Regions from separate parts of the Homo sapiens genome. Here region 2 is linked to region 1. A link is a loop called in an ENCODE intact Hi-C map of the cell type or tissue named here. Cell type or tissue: Calu3. All regions are shown on one strand. Each heading gives the region's core, and the rest is flanking DNA. Links, peaks and the distances in the headings are about the cores only.

The links. Hi-C counts contacts between places; a loop is a spot of excess contacts. Peaks named below come from ENCODE experiments on the same cell type or tissue, not always from the same donor. Only the 100,000 strongest peaks of a DNase experiment are listed, where the experiment ranks them.
Region 2: it touches region 1 in a loop (11-fold over the local background); 8 of 110 quality-filtered maps call a loop at or near these places.

What each region holds. Positions count from the first base shown.
Region 1 is chr7:30,583,609-30,594,036 of GRCh38, reverse strand. No RefSeq gene overlaps it. Among named protein-coding and RNA genes, the nearest start is that of GARS1, 6.1 kb to the left of the region's middle. In Calu3, for the core only: no CTCF peak of the experiment used is centred there; no DNase peak of the experiment used is centred there.
Region 2 is chr7:30,711,854-30,722,281 of GRCh38, reverse strand. The region is part of intron 1 of LOC105375220 (a long non-coding RNA gene); the gene reads right to left. LOC105375219 (a long non-coding RNA gene) reads left to right here. Exons shown (of 4, transcript XR_927156.3): 2 at 1,414-1,615; 3 at 2,358-2,448; 4 at 4,166-7,114. Among named protein-coding and RNA genes, the nearest start is that of CRHR2, 35 kb to the right of the region's middle. In Calu3, for the core only: no CTCF peak of the experiment used is centred there; no DNase peak of the experiment used is centred there.

The sequences.
Region 1 (10,428 bases), core at 1,580-9,579:
AAAACAGCATTGCGCACACCTGCAAAAATGGCTAAAATGAAAATGATGGAAAATGCCAAGTGACCCTCTGAGACTCCCCTACACTGCTCAGGGGAGTGTTAACTGGTGCAGCCAGCCACTTGGGAGCTCTTCGGCAGTATGCACGTACGTCTCCCTGTGACCCACAATCCCACCCCAGGAGTGTGCAGGAGTAGACGGGCTCAGTATAATGAAGTCTCCTTTCCTAATGGTGTGAAAGTCCATGTTATTTCTCTTCCCGTTCCAGTGTGCAGTTCTGGAGAAGTACTTACAATTCAACATGAGCAGGGTGGGTTGCTTAAGAACCTTCTGCAATATTGAACAATTATATTTTTAAACACTTTTATTTCAAGATTTGATATTAATTATAATTTATTTGGCTTTTATTTTACTAGGCAATTTTGAATTTATTTTAATATCTTTAAATGTGAAAAATCATTTTAAGTTTTACTTTTATTTTTATTTAGATTTTTATTAAAATGTTGAAATTCTATATCCTTTGAATAAAACTATTTTATTTCTAAAAAATTCCTTAGATCAATAATGTCTCATCCATTTTCATGTTAGGACAGTCCTGAAAGGACTCCAAATCCGTTCTTCCCTCCTCCCCGACCAATTCATCCTCCCCACTGCTGCTTCAGTCATTCTTTCTTTCTTTTTTCTTTTTCTTTTTTTTTCCAGACGGAGTCTCGCTCTTTCACCCAGGCTGGAGTGCAGTGGCGTGATCTTGGCTCACTGCAACCTCCGCCTCCCGGGTTCAGGCGATTCTCCTGCCTCAGCCTCCTGAGTAGCTGGGATTACAGGCGTGCGCCACCACACCCAGCTAATTTTTTTATTTTTAGTAGAGACGAGGTTTCACCATGTTGGTCATGCTGGTCTCGAACTCCTGACCTCGTGATCCGCCCGCCTCAGCCTTCCAAAGTGCTGGGATTACAGGTGTGAGCCACTGCACTCGGCCCAGTCATTATTTCTGAAAGGCAAATCTGACTGTGTCCCTTCTCTTCTCAGGACACTTCAGTAGGCTCTTCATGGCCCTTGGAAGAATTTCCCAAACAGTTTTCTTTTGAAAACTGTGTCTGCACAATAATGATAATAGTTTATGTTTGTTGAGCACTCACTATGTACCAGTTAGTTCTAATTTATCTCATGGAATTTATTCACCAATTTAGTGAGATAGGTTCTATAGTTATTCAGAATTTTCACATGTGGGATTCAAGGGACTGAGATATCAAACAGCTTGTCCATGGTCACACAACTAAGTGAGTGTTGGGCCAGAATGTGAGCTGGGGGCAGAGGCAGATTTTCTACATAGCTAATGAAGCTTCAAGTGAGTTTAGCCCCTTTCTCTGTTGGGCTCTTTAAGTGCCCTGCAAGAGGCCCTAGTATTGTGTATGTATGATCATATATTTTTCTTGCTTTATTAAAGTTCATTTCTTTGAGGGAAATAAATTTTGCATACATTAAAATGAACAAAAATGTATAGTTCAATGGGTTTCGACAAAGCAATATCCTTTTGTAACCCCAACACCAAGCAAGATAAAGAACATTTTCCCCTGACTCCACAAAGTTCCCTTGCATGTCATCCCGGTCATCCCACCCTCCACAACCAGGCGATCACTATTCTCATTTATTTTCCTCTTAGATCTAGACTGTTGTATAAATGAAATAATGTAATATGTACTCTGTGTCTGATGTCTTTAATTGACCATAATGTGTGAGAGATTAATCCATATTGTTTCACATATCAGAAACTTGCCCTTTTTTGCTCTGAAGTATCCCATTGTGTGAATATACTATAATTTATTAATTTATTCACTAGTTGATAGACATTTGGGTTGTTTCATATTGTAGACCATTATGAATAATGCTGCTGTGAACATTCTCATACATCTTTTTTTGTAGCTATATGTTTTCATTTCTCTTGGGTAAATATCTAGGTGCGGAATTACTGAGTCAAACAATAGATGCATATTTAATTTTATTAGATTGTCACAAGTTTTTCCAATGTGGTCGTATTATTTTATGTTCTTAAGAGCAATATATAAGAGTTCTAGTTGCTCCACATCCTTGTTAACATTTGATGTTGCCGGCCTTCCAGATTTTAGCTATTCTAATAGTTGTATCTCATTGTGACTTGTATGCATTTTCCTGGTGATTAATAGAGTTGATTGTGTTTTCATGTGCTTAGTGGTCATTTGTACCTCTTCTTTTGTGAAACATCCACATTTTTTGTCTTTGCTTTTTAATATTGAATTATAGGAGATTTAGATATGCTGGATACAGTCCTTTGCTAGGTACATGTTTCATAAATATTTTCTTCCAGTCTGTGGCTTGCCTGTTTGTTAATGATGGTTTTGATAAGCAGAAATTTTTAATTTTGATGAAGTCTAATTTATCAATTTGTTTTTTTTCTGGGTTCTAAAAAATCTTTGCCTACTCTCAGATATTCACCCATATTTTTGTCCAAAATTTTAGTAGTTTTATGTTTAGGTCTATGATGCATCTTGAATTAACTTTTGTGTATAGTTTTAGGTAAGAGTCAAAGTTCATTCTTCCCATATAGATATCCAGTTGCTACAGCATCATTTGTTGGAAAAAAGTAGGGCTTACAAAAAATTACTGCCATTGATCAGCTCTAGTGCCTTTGTCAAAAATAAGTTCACCATATAAGGTGGACCTATATCTGGGGTCTCTATTCTGTTCTAATGATCCATTTATCTATCAATCTTTATGCTAGTATCACACTTCCTTGATGACTATTGCTTGAGGATAATTCCTGAAGTCAAATAATGTATATTGTCTACCCTTTCTTCTTTTTCAAAATTGTTTTTCTATTCCAGGTTCTTTCTATTTCTATATAAATTTTAGAATTGACTTATCAACTTTGTAAAAATACCTGCTGGAATTGTGAACCTGTAGTTTAATTTGGGGAGAATTCATAGTTTAAAGCACTGAATGCATTTTGATAAATATATTCCTAAGTATTTTATTCTTTGAGTCTTGTGAATGTTATTTTATTTTCCATTGATTTGCTGTTAATGTAGAGAAATATAATTGATTTTGTATAGTGACATTGAGACTTTCACTTATTAGTGCTATTATTTGTTTTGTAGGGGCGGGGGTTGTAGATTCCTTAGGATTTTCTTTTTTTTTTGAGACGGAGTCTCGCTCTGTCGCCCAGGCCGGACTGCGGACTGCAGTGGCGCAATCTCGGCTCACTGCAAGCTCCGCTTCCCGGGTTCACGCCATTCTCCTGCCTCAGCCTCCCGAGTAGCTGGGACTACAGGCGCCCGCCACCGCGCCCGGCTAATTTTTTGTATTTTTAGTAGAGACGGGGTTTCACCTTGTTAGCCAGGATGGTCTCGATCTCCTGACCTCATGATCCACCCGCCTCGGCCTCCCAAAGTGCTGGGATTACAGGCGTGAGCCACCGCGCCCGGCCGATTCCTTAGGATTTTCTGTATTAATATGCATATACTTTGTAAATAGAATCAGTTTTACTTCTTTCTTTCCAATATTTATGCCTTTTTCTTTTACTTGTGTGGTTGCGTAGTCTAGGTCATCTTGCACAATATTGAATAGAAGCAGTGAATGAACATCTTGCCTTGTTCCTGATATTAGAGGGAAAAGTGTTCAATGTTTCTCCATTTAGTGTAATGCTAACAAATTCAACTTGGTTTTGTCTTTCTTATATTCTGCTGGATTTTATTTACTAACATCTTGATAAAGATTTTTGCCTGTATGTTCATGAAAAATGAACATACAGGCAATCAGTGTATTGTTTTCTTTTCTTGTATCTTTGCCAGGTTTTGGCCTGGCTTTATAAAATCAGAGTTTCTTTCTTCTCTATTTTCTGAAATTTCAATATTTGTAAGATTGTTATCATTTCTTCCATAACCATTTGATAGAATTCACCAGTGAATTCTGGAGTTTTCTTTGTGGAAAAGTTTTTTTGCAGTTGCAGAGCCATCCATGCTTTCTATTTCATCTTTTGCCACTTTTGGTAAGTTTTGTTTTTCAGGGAATCTGGCCATTTCATATAAGTTATCAGATTTATTGTTTTAAAGTTGTTCATAATATTCCAGTAGTATTATTTGAATATATGTATAAGATCTGGAATGAAATCTCCTCTTTCATTCCTGATACCAGTAATTAGTTTTTTTCTCTCCCTCTCTTTTCTTGATTAGTCTTGCTAAAAGCTTACCAATTTTATCAATTTTGTTAAACATAAAAGTTTTGGGTTTGTTAATGTTCTCTATTATTTTGTCTATTTTCTATTCCATTGATTTCCACTTTTATCTTTATAATGTTTTCCTTTTTACTTACTCTGGGTTTAATTTGCTCTTCTTTTTTAGCTTCTCAATATGAAAATTTATAAGCCTTTCTTCTAAGACAAACATTTGAAATTATAGATTTCCTTCTACTTACTGCTTTAGTTAAATCCACAAATTTTTGATACATTGTTTTCATTTTCATTTAGTTCAAAGTACTTTCTAATTTTCTTTATGATTTCTTCTTTGACTTACTCCTTGTCGAGAAAAGTGTTATTTAATTTCCAAATATTTAGGGCTTTTTAACATATCCTATTATTTTAATTGTTGCTTTCTAGTTTAATTCCTGTGTGATCTGAGAAAGCCTTTTGAAATTTATTGACTTGTTTATGACTCAACATATGGTATATCTTGGCGAACACTCCATGTGTACTTAAAAATTGTGTATTATCCAGTTATCGTATGTAGTGTTTTATACATGTCAATTAGACCAAGGTGGTTGATAGTGTTGTTCAGATCTTCTGTATTACTTCAACCCAAATAACAGACAGAGGGAGATTCTCCAGAGATATTGAGTTTATTTGAGATGTGCAGGGGACTTGCAAATCCAGGATATAGGGCTCTTGGGACCATAGGCATAACTGAAGAGGCTGAGGCAAGGGGAAGCTTTTAAAGGCAACAGGGAGAAGGACACATAATTTGCCTTGAAACAGAGAATATTGGTTACAGGGGCTTATCACAGGAGTTGAAGCCAGTTCATTAGTGAAGACAGTGTGTCAGGCAGGTGTTGTTGTACATCTGGCTAGCTATCATTGTGATTCATGTAGCAGTTTGGGAAGTCTTTGACAAAAGTTCTTCTTACAGGCATGGGTGGGTAAGAGCTCTTCAGAGAGTCTTTGTAATCGTGTTCTTATCATAGATATGTGTGCAACACCCCCCCACACACCGCCCTGCTTCTCAGCCTCCCAGCCTTATTTATTTATTTTTGTTAGAGTTTGACATAAGTAATTCCACTTAGATTCTGACAACTTTCATGATCATTACTAATTTTTTATCTAGTTCTATCAGTAACTAAGAGAAGAAGTTAAAGTATCTAACCACGACTGTGGATTTGTCTATTTCTCCCTTTAGTTCTTTCACGTTTGCTTTATGTATTTTGAATTTGTTATGAGGCATGTACACATTTATAATTGTTATATCTTACTGGCAAATGGCATTTTTTTTATTATGAAATATTCTTCTTCATCTCAAAATATACTTTTTATCTTATAATATATTTAGCCTAACATTAATATAGCCACTCCAACTTTTTTATGATTAGTGCCAATAGTCAGTGAGGACCTGTGGCCTCCTGCCAACAGCCATGGGGTTGAGCTATGCAGGAGGTAGATTTTTCAGCCCCAGTCCAGCCTTCAGATGACTGCAGCCCCAGATGACATCTCAAATCTAACCTTATGAAAGACCCTGATCCAGAACTTGCCAGCTAAACTTCTTCCATATTTTTGACTTTCAAAAACATTGAGACAATAAATATTTGTTGTTTTTTAAGCTGCTAGTTTTAGAGTAATTTGTTACATAACAGTAGATAACTAATACAGGAATCTTCCCTGAACTGAGTATACAATTCCTTTTCTTGAGAAGTGAAGTCCCTTCAAGGTGCCTCTTGGGGCTTTGACAGTGAGTGTCACAGCAGTGAGGTAGTATCCTCCCTGAATCTTCTGTGCCATATAAGAGCCCTGGTACCTGTCATATAGTCATTTAATCAACATTTACCCCTTGAGAAGCTGAGAGTTCCAAAGTGATATGGTTTGGCTGTGTCCTCACCCAAATCTCATCTTGAATTCCCATATGTTGTGGAAGGGACCCAGTGGGAGGTAATTGAATCATGGGGCCAGGTCTTTCCTGTGTTGTTCTCATGATAGTGAATAAGTCTCACGAGATATGATGGTTATTATAAGGGGGAGTTTTCCTGCACAAGCTCTCTTTGCCTGCTGCCATCCATGTAAGATGTGACTTGCTCCTCCTTGCCTTCCGCCATAATTGTGAGGCTTCCCCAGCCACGTGGAACTGTAAGTCCAATTAAACCTCTTTCTTTTGTAAATTGCCCACTCCTGGGTATGTCTTTATTAGCAGCATGAAAACAGACTCATACACAAGGCTTGATTTTTTTAGTCTTATTTCCTTAGGCTCACGCAGCCCTAGCAGGAGCCAACACAGGTAGGTGCACTGAAGATCAAGCCTCAGAATGCAGGATGAGTCAGCCCAGCCTGTGGACCAGATGATCTGGCCTCATTAATCCTCTCTCATTGACTCTCCTTTCTGGCCTGTGACCCATTAATAATGTTTTGCCCCAACTTCCAGCCTCCCTTAGCAAAGATTTGTTTCAGCCTCTGTCGTCCAAAAACGAGGAGGTGAGGTCCCTCGAATTCTGTGGGACAGTGTCAATAGCTGAAGCAGTGCAATTTGTTGTAAGATTTAATTCTCTTTTGATTTTGCTGGTACAGAAGCATCAGGAGGGAAGAGGTTTGTTTCTCTTCCCTCCCTCCTTGATTCCCAGGGCATAGGTAAGGGAAAACTTTATCTTCTAATCTGTTAAAGTAGGGTTGGGTCGGGGGTAGGCATTCAGGGGCTTGGAGAGTGAGAAGCAGAAGTGGCCAGAGTGACAAGATTTTCTCTGAGGTGAAAGCCTGCAGAACCAAGGCCTGTGGATGCCAGAATAAATGGAGATGTGTTCACTGACTGTGACAGTGCCAGGGTCTCAGGGAGAAATGGTCTTGTGTTGCTCTGGCGGAGATTGGGTCCTAGCGATGGGATTCTGAACCTTTGAAAGGACTCCTGTGTTCCAGCTTGACACTGAGTGACCAAACTTTTGGCTTTTTTTTTTTTTTTTTTTTTGAGACGGAGTTTTGCTCTTGTTGCCCAGGCTGGAGTGCAATGGCACAATCTCAGCTCACCACAACCTCCCCCTCCCGGGTTCAAGTGATTCTCCTGCCTCAGCATCACTAGTAGCTGGAATTACAGGCACCTGCCACCATGCCTACAAAAATACCATGTATTTTTAGTAGAGACGGGGTTTCTCCATGTTGATCAGGCTGGTCTCGATCTCCCAACCTCAGGTGATCTGCCTGCCTCGGCCTCCCAAAGTGCTGGGATTACAGGTGTGAGCCAGCGCGCCCAGCCAACTTGTACTATTTCTAAGCTAATACAAGTCCATTTCACATAGATAACACATTACATTTCTACAGAAATCATTGTATTAAGCCTACTGAAATGCATCTTGCTGTTTTTTGAACTAAAGACCCATGTATAAGTGATAGTTCTTTCATATCAGTACATGAATCTGAGGAGACCCTAATTTTCAGTGGCCACAGGTCCTTAATCTGCTGTGCTTTTCCCTGGCAGTGCTCAACAGCTGGGAGCTGCCCCATGGAAAGGGACTACTGGCCTAATCCCAGACTGGGGTTTGACTAAAAGGTTGCGCCAGGAGGACAAAAGGGCAAGAGAGTAAGACCACCAGCAAGAGAATGACCAAAATGATAGACTTGGGCCATATTTTGGGCTAATTGTGCCCCCCAAAATATATATGTTGAAGCCCTAACCCCCAATGTATCAGTAGTTGGAGATGGGGCCTTTTGGGGGGTAATTAGGTTTAGATGAAGTTACAAAATAGAGCCCTCATGCTGGGATTAGTGCTCCTATAAGACATCAGGAAGTTTGCTCTCTCTTTCTGTCGTGTGAGGATACAGTGAGAAGGCAGCCATCTGCAAGCTAGGAAGAGGGCCCATGCCAGAACCTGACCATGCTGGCACTCTGATTTTGGATTTCTAGTCTCTAGAACTGTGAATAAGTACGTTTCTATTGCGTAAGCCACCCAGTCTATGGTATTTTATTATGGCAGCCTGAGCTGACTAATATAGGCTTCTAGATTGGAAGGGGAAGGAAGTAAAGAGAGAGAATTGATAGGGATAAAGAAGAGGCATCAAGAGACTTGGGGTATCTGCTACTGAAGACATCAGCTCTCTATGACAAAACAGCACAGCATGTTTGGAGTAAGAGAAAGCTGAAGTCTCAACAAACAAATAGATTCTTAATGTTCTATACCACCGGACAAACTGCAGCCCTTTTATACATATGGAGTACTTTCTGGGCCAGTCCTGTGGCCCCTTTCAAATGTATGGTGTTGAAACGTAGTAAGTTTATGTTTTTAAGGTCTGCCCCTCCCTTCTTGCATTATATCATAAACTCTTCTCTTTTTTTTTTTTTTTGAGACGGAGTCCCGCTCTGTCACGCAGGCTGCCAGGCTGGCGTACAGTGGCGCAATCTCAGCTCGCTGCAACCTCCACCTCCTGGGTTCAAGCGATTTTCTTGCCTCTGCCTCCTGAGTAGCTGGGATTACTGGCACACACCACCATGCACAGGTAATTTTTTTATATTTTTTAATAGAGACAGGGTGTTGGCCAGGCTGGTCTTGAAATCCTGACTTCAGTGATCTGCCCGTCTTGGCTTCCCGAAGTGCTGTGATTACAGCCATGAGCCACCGTGCCCGGCCAACTCTTCTCAGTTCTAAGTGTCCTAACACCCTTCATCTCCTGCTGACTGCAAGGCAGTTCTCAGGGAGGAGCCTGGATTGTGTCCATGTATAAAGAAAGACTCTGCTGCTGATGTGCAAAGGAATGTGGATGTGATAGTTTCCAGCCTGAAAGTCCCCCTCTTTTCATCTCCGCAGTATAGTTCTTAGAAACAACAAGCCTTGCTTTTACAGTGAGTCCATATCTAAAACTTTATCTGAACCCAAAATACCTGAGATAGGTCTCAGTCAATTTAGAGAGTTAATTTTGCTAAGATTAAGCATGTATCCAAGACAGCTTCAGGAGGTCTTGACAACGTGACAACATGTGTCCAAGGTGGTTGGGGCACAACTTGGTTTTATACATTTTAGGGAGATATGAGACATCAATCAATATATGTAAGATGTACATCAGTTTCGTCTGGAAAGATGGGACAACATGAAGCAGGGAGGGGGCTCCCTGGTGACAGGTACATTTGCATTCTTTTGAGTTTCTAATTAGCCTTTCACTGATACATACCTATGACCTGGGTTTCCAGGTCATAGGTACGACTGCATTCTTTTGAGTTTCTAATTAACCTTTCACTGAATACATAACTTACAGGAATAGTCACTTATGCCTTAGTCTGGCTTAGTGAAACAATAGGGAAAAGGAAGCAATTAGATATGCATTTATCTCACATGAGCAAAAGGATGACTTTGAGTTCTGTCTGTCTTTTGTCTACAGGGAATTTTCTTGTGGGCAAATTGTGAGGGAGGTATGTAGCTTTTTTATCTTTGTTGCTATCTTGTTTAGGAGTACAATGGGACGCAGGTTTGCCCCACAGTTCCCAGCTTGGCTTTTCCCTTTGGCTTAGTAATTTTGGAGTCCTGAGATTTATTTTCCTCTCACATCTCCCCGTTTTTCTTTTTAAAATCTTTCAGAGACAGCATTTTAGAAGAAAACAAGTCTCTGGTCTCAGGCTTTGTCTGATCTCTCATGGCTAGGATAGTTTATTCCTAGATGGATAAGTACCACGTTATTTGGAAAGCTCATTTTTAGTAGGTTATGAAGTCTCATGTCCTTTGAAGAGAAAATAGGGGGAGGAAGGAAGAAAAACAACAACAAACAAACAAAATGAAGAAGAATCCTGGAAAATCAATATAGGCCGTATTACTCTGAAGTCCATGTCAGTAGGCAGGTATGAAAGTGGTTTATGTGTGTAAATAGGTTGCTATTATTTTCTTCTGAAGTTTACATTGTCTAGCTTCAGTCTGTAGGGCTTTAAGAAAGACTGCTTAATTTTAAGTGATTTCAAATCAGGAAAAATGGGGTGGGGGGAAGTAAACGAAAGAAGAAAAAAATTGAAAACATTATTTTGGAGACTTGTAGCCAGGAAAAATTTTTGAATTCAATCTAAATTGTAGAAAATAAAAAAAACTGAAAAACATTAGGCAAGACTAGAATCTAATAACAGGTGTACTATAGTTTATGTTGAAATATAATTTTCCTCTCTCCAGTCTCATTTTCACTAAAGACAAGTCATAGGACAAATTCATTTGCAAAATAAGTTGTAGTCTTATTATACTTGG
Region 2 (10,428 bases), core at 996-8,995, 130 kb before region 1:
GGAAAACTGTCCAGAGCATTTTCCAGTCTTCTGGTGGATTTCTGATGATGGTATTAAGCCCTCAAGTTTTCCCACTTTTCAGATGATAGCACCATCCAGGCTCACATCCAGCAGACAGTCTTCCAGCCTCAAGAAAGTTTGTTTGAGGCAGGAGAGAAACAGCCCTGGTGGCCTCTGACCCTGGAGTGGTGTTTCCCCAAGAATGAGGCTGTTTTGAGACAGGGTGGTCCTACACTTGAGACTGGAGAGGCAGACCCCAGGCTGACCTGTCACTCTGGTGGCTCCCGGTTCCGTTCCTCCAACATACTAGTGGAACTCATGCCTAGTTTATAGAAAACCCCAAGACCCAGGATGTTGAAGCTGAAGGGCCCTTAACCCAGCCCCAACTGCAGAGATGGAGGGATGAGGACAAGAGAGCAAAGGGGGCATTTCCAGGGTCCCACAGTCAGTCAGAGCCATTGTGTATGGTTTTGCAAGTCGTCAACTAACAGGACAATAATGTCTCTGCAGCCAGTCACAGGAAACTGTAACACAAGTCAGAGTGTCAAGTGAGAGAAAGACCAGCTAAATGGATGAATGTATTCATTTCTGATTGCTGTTGTAACAAATCACCATGAACTTAATGGCTTAAACCCACAAATGTATTCTCTCACCACTCTAACAATCAGATGTCCAAAATGGGTTTGATGGAGCTAAAATCAAGGTGTCAGCAGGGCTGCAATCCTTCTGGAGGTTCTAGGGGACAAACTGCTTCCTTGGCTTTTCCAGCCTGTAGAATCTGCTTGCATTCCTTGCCTCATGGCCCCTTCCTGCATCAAAGCCAGCAACACTGCCCCAAGTCTTTCCCACACTGCCGTCTCTCTGCTTCTCATTCTCCTGCCCCCTCTTCTACTTGTAAGTATTCTTGTGATTACAATGGGTCCATCTGGATAATCCAGGATAATCACCCCATCTCAAGTCAGCTGATTAGTAACTGCTGTGGTTTAAATGTGTCTTCTCCAAAAATTCATGTGTTAAAGCTTAATCCCCATGGTGGTGATATTGGGAGAGGGAGATGGGGCCTTTTGGACAGTGATTCAGTCATAGATTCGTGCCTTGTAAAAGGGCTGGAGGAAACTAGCTTAAGCCCTTTGCTTCTCTGCCATGGGAGCACTCAGGGTATGTCTCCTCCAGAGGACACAGCAACAAGGCACCATCTTAGAAGCAGAGACTGGGCTTCTGGCAGAGACAGTGAACCAGCCTGTGCCTTGATCTTAGACTTCCAACCTCCAGAACTGTACGAAATAAATGTCTGTCCTTTACAAGTTATCCAGTCTCAGGTATTTTGTTACAGCAGTACACACAGACTAAGACTGAAATCTTAATTGCATGTGAACCTTAATTTCCCTTTGCCATGTGACCTAATGTTCACAGGTTCTGGGATTAGGATGTGGACCTCTTCAGGAACCATTCTTCTGCCTATCACAATGGATGCCCAGAGGCCTAAGAGATTGTTTTCGAGCAGAGGAGAGATGACAGAACCCAGACCAGCCCAGAGAAGAAGGACAAGCAGAAGGGATGGGCAAGGAAAGACAAACAACATGGCCTGATTCAGAGACACTGGCTGAGCGAGCAGGTATGCCCTGCCCGAGGAAGTGTGGGTGTGTTTGCTTGTGTGTGTCCCATCTGTCTGTATATCTCTGTATGTGTGCACACACGCATACATGCCCGTGTGTGTGCATGCATGCATAATCCTTCCTTACCCTTCCAACTGTCTCATATCAGACTTCTCCAAGGAGGTAAAATGTGAGCAGGACTTTAAAGGCAGGGCAGGGCAGTGAGCTGGGCTCTATCATCCTGTCCCCAGTAAGCAGGCCTCAACTTTGGCTGGAGGCCATCCCTACTCCCTCCCAGGTCTCACCTCTGCCTAGGTGAGCAGCTCCATAGCCACACAGGCTCTGGGCAGGGCTGAGCTATCCAGGCAGGGATGGAGGTAGAGGGTGGAAATGAAATTTCTTACCACACCAGGCCTGGTTCCTACAGCACTGAGCTCACACAAAAGGAAGGGCAAGCTCATGGTGTCCCACACTAAGGGCAGACCTCCCACCTGGTCTCCAGAAGGAGGCTGAGGCACGTATGCAGCCAGGGTTCTCCTGAGACCCCACATCCAGGTAGCAGGAACAGCACGCAGGCAGGGCTCCCCTGCCGCGAATAAGCAGTCCCCATAGCCAGGAAACATCAGAGTGGACTGAAAACTACAAGACGAAGCCCTCCTGAAGACAGAGAGGCTGAGGCCCAGAGAGGTCACAGGGCTAGGTAGGATAGAGCTGGGGTGGAATCTGAAGTTCCTCTTCAGTTTCTTCTTCCCTCCTTTACAGGATAAGAAAATAACAACAGGGAACAGATGAGGACCCCTGGTCCAGCATGGTCTGAGTACATAGGAAACCTCAATGAATGCTAAATAGTTGGGTGAGTTGATGCATGAATAGATACAGAGAGGGAGGGAGGGAGGGAGAAATGGAGGAAAGGAAGAGTAAATGGATGGATGGATGGATGGATGGATGGATGGATGGATGAATGGATGGATGGATGAATGATGGATGGATGGATGGATGGATGGATGGATGGATGGATGAATGGATGCATGAATGATGGATGGATGGATGATGGATGAACGGATGGATGGATGGATGGATGGATGATGGATGGATGGTGTAGGGAAGAGAAAGAGAGATCAGACTGTTACCGTGTCTATGAAGAAAGGGAAGACATAAGAAGCTCCATTTTGACCTGTACCTTGAACAATTGCTTTGCCCTGAGATGCTGTTAATCTGTAACTTTGCCCCAACCTCTTTGCCCCAACCTTGAGCTCACAAAAACATATGTTGCGTGGAATCAAGGTTTAAGGGATCTACAGCTGTGCAGGATGTGACTTGTTAACAAAATGTTTACAAAGAGTATGCTTCATAAAAGTCATCGCCATTCTCAAGTCTTGATAAATCAGGGGCACAGTGCACTGCAGAAAGCCACAGGGAACTCTGCCCTGGAAAGCCGGGTATTGTCCAAGGTTTCTCCCCATGTGATAGTCTGAAATATGGCCTCGTGGGATGAGAAAGACCTGACCGTCCCCCAGCCCGACACCTGTAAAGGGTCTGTGCTGAGGTGGATTAGTAAAAGAGGAAAGCCTCTTGCAGTTGAGATAGAGGAAGGCCACTGTCTCCTGCCTGCCCCTGGGAACTGAATGTCTTGGTATAAAACCCCATTATACATTTGTTCAATTCTGAGATAGGAGAAAAACCACCCTATGGAGGGAGGTGAGACATGTTGGCAGCAATGCTGCTTTGTTATTCTTTACTCCACTGAGATGTTTGGGTGGAGAGAAACATAAATCTGGCCTACGTGCACATCCAGGCATAGTACCTCCCCTTGAACTTAATTATGACACAGATTCTTTTGCTCACATGTTTTCTTGCTGACCTTCTCCCTATTATCGCCCTGCTTTCCTACTGCATTCCTCTTGCTGAGATAGTGAAAATAATAATCAATAAAAACTGAGGGAACTCAGAGACTCGTGCAGGTCCTTGGTATGCTGAGTGCCAGTCTCCTGGACCCGCTGTTGTTTCTCTATACTTTGTCTCTGTGTCTCATTTCTTTTCTCAGTCTCTCATCCCACCTGACGAGATATACCCACAGGTGTGGAGGGGCAGGCCACCCCTTCATCTGCCGCCCAACATGGGTGCCTTTCTCTAGGGTGAAGGTACGCTAAGAACGTGAGCATTGAGGACAGCCAAGGAGAGATTCCCGAGTATGTCTATGGTCAGCCTTGTGGTAAGCTTGTGTGCTTGGAGGTACCCAGGGTAACAATGGGGCAAACTGAAAGTAAATATGCCTCTTATCTCAGCTTCATTAAAATTCTCTCAGGAAGAGGGGGAGTTAAAACTTCTACAGAAAATCTAATTATGCTATTTCAAACAATAGAACAATTCTGCCCATGGTTTCCAGAACAGGGAACTTCAGATCTAAAAGATTGGGAAAAAATTGGCAAAGAGGTTGGGGCAAAGTTACAGATTAACAGCATCTCAGGGCAAAGCAATTGTTCAGGGTACAAGTCAAAATGGAGTTTCTTATGTCTTCCCTTTCTACATAGACACAGTAACAATCTGATCTCTCTTTCTTTTCCCTACAGATGGATGAATAGATGGGCACTCATCTACAGGATTCTGATACAGTCATGGCATGCACCACATTGTCTCATCTTGGGACTAAACATCCCAGTATGACAGCTAGGAAGGATTCAATTAATCCCTATTCATTAATTCAAGGCAGCATAAGAGATGATCCAGGGTGTGGCTTCAGGAGTCAGGCTGCCTGAATTCAAATTCCTATTCCAAGATTTCCTAGCTGTTCTACCTTGGGAAAGTTGCTATATCTCCCTGAGTCTCAATTTCTCCATTTGCAAAGCAGAAATAATGAGAGTACCAACACATAGCGTGGTTGTGAGAATTAGATTATTTATATTAAGTGCTTAACACAGTGCTTGGTGGATAGAGAAAACTAAAAATAATATTAATTATTATTATAAATTACTATTAATTTCATGGTTGCTTACCGTGTCCTTTTCTTTATTATTAATAATAAGATAACAGAGATACTGCCCAGTAACCCAATTTCCTTCAGTGTTAGAGTCAATGGCCTTACAATGGCCCACAGGGCCCTGCATGACCTTGCTTCATGTCTTGTCTGGCCCTGCCTTCCATCTCCCTCCCTCTTTTCCTCTCTGCTCTTGCCACACTGTGCTTCAAACATGCCAGGCATGCTCCTGCTCAGGCTCTTGGCAGCCGCTCCCTACCAGGCTCATCCTCCAGAGGGCCTCATGACCCACTCCCTCACCTCCTTCAAGTCTTTGTTCTGATATCCCCTTCTCAGTGAGGTCTTCCCCCGCCCCTTTTAAATTGCCCATTCTGCCCTATCCCTGGCACTCTAATCTCCCTTCCTGCCTTAACTTTATCCCCATGGCACCTACCAAGATGTGACTCACCATGCACTTAACTTAGTCATCTTGTTTATTGTCAACTTCCCATAGCAGAATCTCAGATCTATGAGGGCAGTGAGTTATAGCTCTTCTGTTTCCCAGTGCTACAGCAGTGCCTGCGCAGAGTAGGCATTCAATAAATAGTTGTTGAATGAATAAATGATATATTGTGAGGATATTCCAGGCCTTGCTGCCTATGTCCAAAATCCCTAATCAAAGTTGAAAGGAGGCAGACATCCAAATGGAAGTGGAAACAGTTCTCAGAAACCTAGAGAGGCATCATGAAGGAGGTGGCCTTTTCCTTGAGTCTTAGAGGGTGTCCTTAGGTAGAGCTGGGGGTGGGGGACATTCCAGGCTATGGCTGACATCCGCCAAGGCCCTGCAAAGAGGAAGCGTCAGATGATGTGCAGCACAGGGGTCCCTTAAAACAGGCCAACCCTTGTTTCAGGGAGAAAGCTTAGAAAGTGGTACAGGTGACTGTAGTGCCATGAGCTAGGTTTTTGCACAGACTGTAGGGGAGAGTGCCAGGTCAGAGGCAGCCCTGGAAAATCTCATCCCAGCCAGGCAGGCAGACCCAGAGAGGTGCAGCTAGCCTTTCCATCAGCGTGGCAGCAAGAAGGATGGCCTACACTGAGCAGATGCAGAAGTGAGCTTTCCTGCCTGCCCCTTTCTGCACTGAGCCTCAGAACCTCCAGCCCACACTGGAGCTAGAGTGAAGGCACTCAGTTGGGGTGAGTGAAGCCCTTCCTCTAGAAGAGTTACACTCAAAATGGACCCACCTCTTCCACATGGCAGGATGCTGCCCCCTCCAAGCAGGGCACAAAGGAGGCTGCCAAGAAGGCAGAGGCCTGGCCTGGCAGACCCAGCTCTGCTCAGCCCCCACAGATCTGAGCTTGACAAGGGCTGCAGGAAGAAGAAGGGCAGGGCCCTGTGAGTGCTCAGCCTGCACTGAGCCTTCACTCTGGGGTGAGATGGAGGACCCACATTCAGAACCTAGCTTTGCCGCTTAGCTGTGCTGGGCAATACCTTTGAAGTCTCTCAGCCTCACTTTCCTCATCTAGAACAACTGGACCAGGCTGGGTCAATCTGGGGTTTGGAAGTGGGATTCAGAAAAACATTCAGAAACTTGAAAACTGGGGGGCTCAGGGTGCTGTTCTGGGGAAACCTATGGAGTCCATGGACATGAAAAAGCACAGAAAGCTGGTTCACAGGGAGAGGAGGAGGACGCCTGAGGGAGACCAGGGTGCCCTCAGGGAGGCGAGGGAGGTGCAGCCTGGGTTACTGATGGCTCTTCCCAATCCACGGCTGCATTTCCAGCCCGGGGTTACCTGAGACACCCCATGTCCTTATAATGCATTCTCCTTTTTTTCTCAATTTGCTTAGAAAAGATTTCAAGTGTGTTTCCATGTGGGGTAGGGCCCACGTGCTCTTTTACAAAGGGCCCTTGCTACTCCTCTGCTAAAGAGGTGGAAACTATTTCCCCTCCACCCGTCCTGTTGCTGGTTTGCAATGAATGAAGCATCAATGACATTCTGGGCATTCCTGGTCCAGGTATCAAGAAGACCTGGCAGCTTCCACTTTTGCACTCTTGGAGGAGCCAGCTGCCATGTAAAAAGTGTCACTTCCCTGAAACCACTATGCTGTGAGGAAGCCTGAGCTAACCCACTTGGAGAGACCACATAGAGAGAGTTGTCCCTGGCTAGTCCAGCCATCCCAGCCCAGTTTCCAGACAGTAAATGAAGAACCCTTCTTGAATGTTCCAACCCCAGCAGACAACTCATGGAACTGTCCATTTGAAACTGGCCCAATTTTCCCATAGAACTGAAGCTTGAGAAACTTACATTTGTCTTATGAGTTCCTTTCTCAGGAAATCGACCATCAGGCCTCCCAGACAGGATCAAGAAACTGATACATTCCAGATCACCTTATCCAGACAATGAGAGGCCAGACCTCTCGTCTGACCATCTGTTGCCTGTTCACTAGCTCCTCTTCCTTCCCTGCTCTACAAACTCCTAACTTTGGTCAGCGAGAAAGTCAGATTTGAGACTTGTCTCCCATCTTCTGGTGGATGTCACCCATAATAAAGCCTTTCTTTCCTGGCAATACTTGGTGTCTCAGTGATTGGCTTTCTGCGCAGCAAGCAACCTAGGCTGAACCCCTGACATTCGGTAACACGTTGACAGCTGAGCTGCCCCCATTGAGCCCTCCTCAAATTGCAGAAACATGAGCAAATATCTTATTTTTTTTTTACCACTACATCTTGGGGTAGTTTGTTATGCGGCAATAAATAATTGAAGCAAGTTGTAGTCAAAAACACTATAATCCTCACTATGCACATCTATTGGGCTCCTGAGTTCAGACAGTGACAGTTCTGATAGTGAGGGACATCCAGTTAGGAGGTGAGGTGAGGGCCCCAGCCTGGTCTCTGGCTGTGCCACTCTGTCATTCTATGTGTCAGAAATGTCTTCCTCACCTGCACCCCAGCCTGCTCCCATGAACATCCCTCCTGGACTAGGTCAGTGATCTGGAACCTCACAGACAACCTGCCCAGAGCCACACCACTCTTCTCCTCCCTTACCAGTGTCTTTACTAAGCACCTAATTTATTCCACAAGCAGTTCCTCTACCAACGGCCAATATGAAAATATGCTCTACCTCATGAGTAAGCAGAGACATGCCAATTAAAGCAAGAATGAGATTCACCTTCCTGCTTATCAGATTGGCAAAATGAAGATTGAGGGTTGTTATAGACTGGGGTGGGACATATTGGGGGCCTCAGGTGCTGGGAGGCAAGCAATTTGAAGGGTGGTTTAGCAGCATTATTGAAATACAAAGTGTGCATAGCCTCCAATTCAGCAATTCCACTTCTGAGTTTACAACTTGGAGAAATATTTACATATGTTACACAAGGGGGCACATGAAAAATGTTCTCTGCAGCAGAGTTCATCACTGTGAAACTGAAAATGTACCACACCTCCACTAATAAGGGCATGTATCCTTGCTCTGGTACAAAAGGCAGCTGTTAACATAAATGGTATTTTATGCCATATTTATGCCATAACATAGGTAACATATAGATGACACACATGTGATATACAGCACAAAACTACTGGCTTGGAAAGTTCTCTAAGACACATTGCGGAGTGAAAAGAGCATCCATAAAGTATATTTGTGTAAACACCCTCACAAAAAATGGAAATACAAAAATTCAAATGTAAATGCAAAATTTTAAGTGTGGAAAGAAACTCAGGAAACTGATAAGAAGTCTTCTCAGGGGAGGCAGATGGTATTGGGAGGGCCAAGGGGGACATTTGTCTTATTTCTATTTTTTAATAATGATAATGTATTTATGTATTTCTTATGTTATTAAAAATAATTCTTGAAGTAAGTATTTATGAGTGTCCATGGAGCTTCCAAGATAGTGGGGGCAGCTGAGAAGAGTCCAGGCTGGGGAGAGAGCAAGGGCTGGAGAGCAAGACTTCGGGGGCTATAGGAGCACAGGGCTGGGAGATTACCGAGGGCTGGCGCAGTTAGGGAAGGCAGCCTGGAGGAGAACCATCCCCCCAACAAAATGCTGGTGGGAGCTGAGTAGCTGATGAGGAGGACCTGTACAAGCCTAAGCAGGGTGCTTTGCTGCTGGGGAGCTGCATAGGGAGCCTCTGGCTCAGACAGGAAATGGGATTGGGCAACCTTGGAGAGTTTGCCCTGCCCCTAGCCGCCCCCATGCTCTGATTGCTTGGGTTGCTCTGCCTGTGAAGCTAGGTAGCCAGGACCAGGACAGCAGGGATGCAGGACTTGATGGGTCACCATTGCTCACGGCTCAGGAGCGCACAAACACACACACAAACACACACACACACACACATGACTTATTCTGCCCCCAGAAAGACTTTATGCTCGTCCTCATAACATCCAACCATTTTGGCACCCATCCATCCATTGACTCCTCCAATGATGATTGAGAACTTGCTATGTGCCTACTTGCTATGGGCCTAGTGCTGTGCCTCAGCCACTAGCCCTCCTTTGGAGGCCCAGGTCACTACAGATGGAAGGACCCTAAGGATTCATCTAGTCCAAACTTCACCCATTTTATAGATAAGAACACGGCCGTGACTTACTCATAGGAAGCAGGGCCAGAACCAGGACTAGTCAGGTGTCAGGTAAATCCCCTTACTCCCTGCACCTATCCTTTCTACCTACATCTTTCCTTCAACTCTGTATCCCAGACCCACATCACACCTGCATGCAGAGAGAACTCAAAAATATTTGGTTCAACAAATGATTCAGTAAATGAATGAGTGAGTTATGAATAAGTAAAAAATAGGTAATGCTGGATTTCTCATCAGAGAGAAGAAAGAAGAAAGAGATCGTCTTCAGGGATATGAAGAGATTTCCGCCCTGCTCTTCAGGCTGAATCTTGGGTGGCACACTTGTATAGGGAGGAGAAAGGTTCTGGGCAGCTGGAGGGCATGTTTGTGCTTCAGTTCTAGATGTTCACTGGATCAGTATGTGCACATCTCTGCCTGTCAGGCCAGACCCACAGCAATGCTGGGAGACAGGAACTTAGTCCAGGGCAATAGTTCTCAAATGCCAGCTTGCATTAGAATAAACTTGAGGACTTTTAAAACACAGATTGCTGCTCCCCCACCCCCAGAACTTCTGATTCAGTGACTCTGAGGTAGGCCCTAGAGTTTGCATTTCTAGCATGTTCCCGGGTGATGCCGCTGCTGCTGATCTGGGATGGCAGAATTTCTCAATCCTGGCTGCACAGTGGAATCACCTGGATAGCCCTGACCCCAGCAGGTGCTCAGCCTGCATCCTTGACCGACTGCCTCAGAATCTCTGGAGAAGAGACCTAGACGGCAGAGCTTCTCAAACCTCACCTAAGGTGAAGGGCCAGAATTTTCTTTCATTACTGTCAATCAATGGTGGATGAATATTTCTGAGAAATACAACAAAAACAGATCTTCAGAAAAAAATGAAACAAACCATAAAGATCTACAAAATGTATGTTCACATTGTACTTATTAGATTCAGCAAACACAAAACTACTCTATCACTTGCCATAAAAGTTTCTAAACACTTACTCTCAATTTCTGTACTTCTTGAAGGCTAGTGGCCAAAATTTCACAAGTTGGCAGCATCTAGGATCATCCTCTTTTGAGTAGTCCTAGGTTAGAACTTCTGTAATCTCAGAGCCGGTCACAAGTCAAAGATGACCAACAGCTTAACCTAGCTTTCTCTGGGGGAGTAATCTCTTGCCTCTCTATCTATATCTACAGCCTCAAATCTACATGGGCATCAAATCCTCTTCCCTGTATCTATGGGGTTTGTCTTTATAAGGGCCAGAGTTGGGGGATTTTCTGAAATATTTTACAAAACACTGGCCAGGTACAGTAGCTCAAACCTGTAATCCCA